2 separate regions of the Homo sapiens genome follow, and region 1 is linked to region 2. Evidence: chromatin loops called from intact Hi-C (ENCODE). Cell type or tissue: IMR-90. All regions are shown on one strand. Region 1 has its middle 31 kb from the start of USP44. Region 2 overlaps NTN4 (netrin 4).

What was found. Peaks named below come from ENCODE experiments on the same cell type or tissue, not always from the same donor. Only the 100,000 strongest peaks of a DNase experiment are listed, where the experiment ranks them.
Region 1: a loop joins it to region 2, with 2.0 times the contacts of the local background. A loop is called at or near these places in 5 of 110 quality-filtered maps.

What each region holds. Positions count from the first base shown.
Region 1 is chr12:95,581,208-95,583,707 of GRCh38, forward strand. No RefSeq gene overlaps it. Among named protein-coding and RNA genes, the nearest start is that of USP44, 31 kb to the left of the region's middle. In IMR-90, a CTCF peak has its summit at 1,436 (motif pointing right); a DNase peak (open chromatin) is centred at 1,444.
Region 2 is chr12:95,732,124-95,734,623 of GRCh38, forward strand. All of the region lies in intron 3 of NTN4 (netrin 4), which reads right to left. LOC105369919 (a long non-coding RNA gene) reads right to left here. Exons shown (of 3, transcript XR_001749273.2): 1 at 1-2,500. Among named protein-coding and RNA genes, the nearest start is that of NTN4, 57 kb to the right of the region's middle. In IMR-90, no CTCF peak of the experiment used is centred here; DNase peaks (open chromatin) are centred at 1,208 and 1,508; H3K27ac peaks cover 287 bases.

The DNA.
Region 1 (2,500 bases), 150 kb before region 2:
AGTAGAGATGGGGTTTTTGCCACGTTGGCCAGGCTGGTATCGAACTCCTGACCTTGAGTGCACCCACCTTGGCCTCCCAGAGTGCTGGGATTACAGACATGAGCCACTGCGCCTGGCCTGGTTTGGATATTTGGTTTGCGTCTTTTGTCTAATAGCAGTCCCTCCTCCCCTGGCCCCCTGTATCCTGATATTTAGTCTTGTACCTGTGAGACAGTTTTTCAAGTCACCACTGCTGGTGTTGATCCCATATTTAACATGTAGACCACATTTAACTCTGTAAGGCTCAGACTTCCTTAGCTAGGGCGACCTTTTAGGAACCCTGCTATGGTGGGATTGATACTGTGCCTTCACTATAAGGCGATTGTAGATTAATAATTAGGATGCTTTTCTCAAAGAAATAGGGGAACTCAATATCTAATATTATTATCTTTATTAGCATTTAAATATGCTAGTAAACCAAGTTCTATCATACTAGTTACTGTCCAAGCATGCTTAAATTTGATGCCTTTTTTGAATAAGACAAGAACATGGAGATTTATTCTCAAGACATACAGAACACTTGAAAAGTCTAAACAATGTGTTAAAATGTAACAGGAAAAAAGAAGCTATGTGTGAATTTCCTGATGTGCTAAATTATTATAGATGTTTGCCTGCTTGGGTCAGAATTATTATCTCATTTCTTGTCTTTCCAGCTGCAGCAAAAATCCTCCAGAGAACCATGTTTACAGCTATGGCCACTGATGATCTTAACAATAGAAATCAGTGATCCTGTTTAGTGAATAACAGCTTACTGTTACTAGTGAATAACAGTTCATACAGTGTTCATAACATGAGCTGGCTATGAAGTGGCATCCAAGAGGAGTTAAGTGGGTATGAATGGCTTAATGAAAAATTACACTTTACAAAATACTTCAAGTCCAGCTGGTGGTAGAAGAAATCCATCTGGGAATTAAGCTCATCAGGAGTTTAACAACTATGCTAGTTTAGGTTTGCCATGACTGAATGGATCTAGAGTATAGGGTTCAGCCCAAGTACAGTGGCTGATGCCTATAATCTCAGTGATTTGGGAGGCCTAAGTGGGAGGATTGCTTGAGACCAGGAGTTCAAGACTAGCCTGGACAACAACACCCCATCTCTACCCCCGTCCCCCCAGAAAAGTTAGCCAGGTACGGTAGCATGCACCTATAGTTCCAGCTACTTAGGAGGCTGAGGCAGGAGGATCCCTTGAGTCCAGGAATTCGAGGCTGCAGTGAGTTATGATCACACCACTGCACTCCAGCCTGAGTGACACAGTGAGACCCTGTTTCTTTAAAAAAAAAAAAAAAGGTGAAACGTTCTTAAGAGTAGGAAAGCAGCATCTGTCTCCTGAGATCGAAACACTTTGTGATTTTTTTTTTCCCATGGATTTACTTCCTTAGTGCATTTTACCATAAGGGGGTGCTCTGGGATAATACTTTTCAGCACAGCAGTGGTCTCTTCTGCTCTGTTAACTGAAAAAAGGCAAGCATTTATTAATTCTGCATCCCTTCTGTATTCACTAATTTTCAAAACGTGTCCATTTACATTAAAAATATGAAAAACAATTAGTGAAAACTATTTAAAATGTAAACAACCAGTGTCTGACTGCTAAGGAAAAGACAAACATTGAAAACTCTTGTAGGGCTCAGACTTCCTTAGCTAGAGCTGACCTTTTAGGAACACTGCTATGGTGGGATTGATATTGTGCCTTTAGTATAAGGCAATTGTAGATTAATAATTAGGATGCTTTTCTCAAATAAATAGGGGAACTCAATATCCAATGAGGCTAGAGCCGGGCGTGGTGGCTCATGCCTGTAATCCCAGCACTTTGGGAGGCTGAGGCAGGTGGATCACCTGAGATCAGGATTTTGAGACCAGCCTGGTCAACATGGTGAAACTCCATCCTCTACTAAAAACACAAAAAATTAGCGAGGCATGGTGGCACATCCCTGTAATCCCAGCTACTCAGGAGGCAGAGGCAGGATAATCGCTTGAACCCAGGAGGCAGAGGTTGCGGTGAGCCAAAACCATGCCACTGCACTCCAGCCTGGGCAGCAAGAGTGAAACTCCATCTCAAAACAAAAAAACAAAAACAGAAAAGAAAAATAAAAAGAAAAAAAGAGAGAGAGAGATTAGAGTCACAGTGAACTGAAGCTGCACTGGATTTCTTCTGGTTTAGGAGAAGAAAGCCATAAAGGATTTGCATTTGTCCTTTTACTTTAGTTATTTTTTTGGTAGCATTATGTTAACTATATCTTTCCGCCGATGCTGTGGAGATTCATTATGGTTGAAATTGCTTTCTTACAAAGCTCAGTCAGTGTTAACCCATCCTTGGGGAAAAGCATAGGAATTAAGAATTACAAAGTAATTTCATTCTCACTTCTGTCACATTTATGAATCAGTTTTTAGGTTTGTGTGTGTGTTTTTTTTTTTTTTTTTTTTTTTTTGAGATGGAGTTTTGCTCCTGCTGCCCATGTTGGAG
Region 2 (2,500 bases):
GATTTTATAGTCTAATTTAATAACTTTATTGTTTTTTAAATCTCCTGTTCGTTTCCTTAATACCTTAAAGATTGAAGAGCTTTCTTTTCTCTCCCTTTCTCTCTTTCTTTCTTTCTCTGTCTTTCTTTCTTTCTCTCCTTTCTTTCTCTCTCTCCCTTAAAATCCTGATTTTACAGTCAAATTTAATAACTTTATCGTTTTTAAAATCTCCTGTTCATTTCCTTAACATCTTAAAGATTGAAGAGCTTTCTTTTCTCTCTCTCTTTCTTCCTCTTTTTTTTTTTTTTTTTTTTTTCCAGACAAGAGTTTCGCTCTTGTTACCTAGGCTGGAGTGCAATGGCGCAATCTCAGCTCACTGCAAACTCTGCCTCCTGCGTCCAAGCGATTCTTCGGCCCCAATCTCCGGAGTATCTGGGACTATAGGCGCGTGCCACCACACCCAGCTAATTTTTGTATTTTAGTAGAGACAGGGTTTTACCGTGTTGGCCGGGCAGATCACTCCTGACTTCAGGTGATCCGCCTGCCTTGGCCTCCGAAAGTGCTGGGATTACAAGCATAAGCCACCGTACCCAGCCTGAAGAGCTTTCTAATGATACTTTTGGCTTATTCATAGAACATGAATAAAATCTAAAATAAATTTTAAAAAGAAGATGAAAACTGTAGCTTTAAATCTGTCCTTAATTTATAAAACATGACATATGATATATGAAAACATAAATACATGAATGAATGTATCCGGATTCCTTGGGAAACACTTTCATAATGAGACTATATGAATGATTCTAAAACCTGCCTTATACAGCTAGGTAGCTAAGGAACATTTTCCTCAAACCCCATTATATGGTTCCACAGATCTCAGCATTTACCCTCAGACTTAGACGCATCAGTCAAAATATTGACCATCTTTTAAAATAAGCTCCAAATTACAGGAGAAAAATCTGCCTTAACAAGTGCAGCTCAGGGCATTTAAATATTTCTCACAGTATTCTAAGGCCTCCATGTTATCCAGTGGATGATAATTGAATAAAATAATGAAACATTCCATATTCCCTCTTATTACCATTCATCACCCAACAGCTGTAAAATCACCAGCTGCTAGGAAAAAGAGAACTAAATTAGTCCTCTACAGCTGCAAAGAGAAAAAAGCTTAAGATCTCTTCACACAATTTCCGGGATTCCAGCAGGCTGGAGTCAAAGCACAGTTTTCCTTGCCACAAAACCCTCAGCCTTGTAAACATGTCAAACAGCACATAAGCTGTGATTTATTTTTGTCATTATTGGCAAAGAAGTGTATGAAGGAGAAGAGTAGAGGTAGCTGAGATAATACAATAGAATCATGACAGCAATGTAAGTAGTGTCTACCATATCCCGGGCACAGAGCATCAGACTTTTAAATCCTTACCATAACTACAAAAGGTAGATATTATCCTCATTTTATTAGAGAACTGAGGCTCAGTGAGACCAAGTAACTTAGTAAGTGCTGTGGTAAGTCAGATTTAGCTGTGTTTGGCTCCAATACCAGGGTCTTAATCATCACACAGTTCTGTCTTCCAGTAAAATAGACAGATGAAGGAAAACTGAACTGGTGAGACTAAGTGGAATGGATCTGGGGAGAAGGGGAAACATGGGGGGAAGGTGATGCTGTTTTAAAAGACACAGGAGGGGGCCGGGCATGGTGGCTCATGCCTGTAATCCCAGCACTTTGGAAGGCCGAGGCAAGCAGATCACTTGAGGTCAGGAGTTGGAGACCAGCCTGGCCTACAGGGCGAAACCCCATCTGAACTAAAAATACAAAAATTAGCCAGGCATGGTGGTGCATGCCTGTCATCCTAGCTCCTTGGGAGGCTGAGGCATGAGAATTGCTTGAACCCGGGAGGGGGAGGTTGCAGTGAGCCAAGATCACGCCACTGCACTCCAGCCTGGGTGACAGAGCAAGACTCCATTTCAAAAAAAAAAAAAAAAAAAAAGGAATGTATTAAGGTAAATGAGGCTCCTAGTTTGAATCTCTTTTCCTATTCTTTTCGATAGTTTAAGAAATAGGGTGCCATTTCCATTAACTTCCCTAATTTGCTATCATCAGCCATAAACAATTCTAGCCCATAAAATCAGGTTTCATTAATTACTCATTTTAGCAACAATATTAGCCACAGACGAACTGGCATAGTCTGTAAAGCAATGGTTTTCAAACTTTAGCAAGCATTAGAACACCTGGAGGGGTTGTTAAACATAGATTCTTAGGCCTCATCTCTAGAATTTCTGATTCAGTAGGTCTGGGGTAAGGTTTGAGAATGTGTATTTCTCACGAGTTGCCAGATGAGGCTGATGGTGCTGGTTCAGGGACCACATTCCACTGCTGCAAATAAAAACTGTGCTAAAAATTTAGATTTGTGTGCACATACCTATGATAAGCTGACCTGCAAAAGAACAGCATTTCTTAAGAAGCTACCTTCCATTCTGCAGGCACAATCAGATTTCAGTTCTTCTACAGCCGTGTACATAA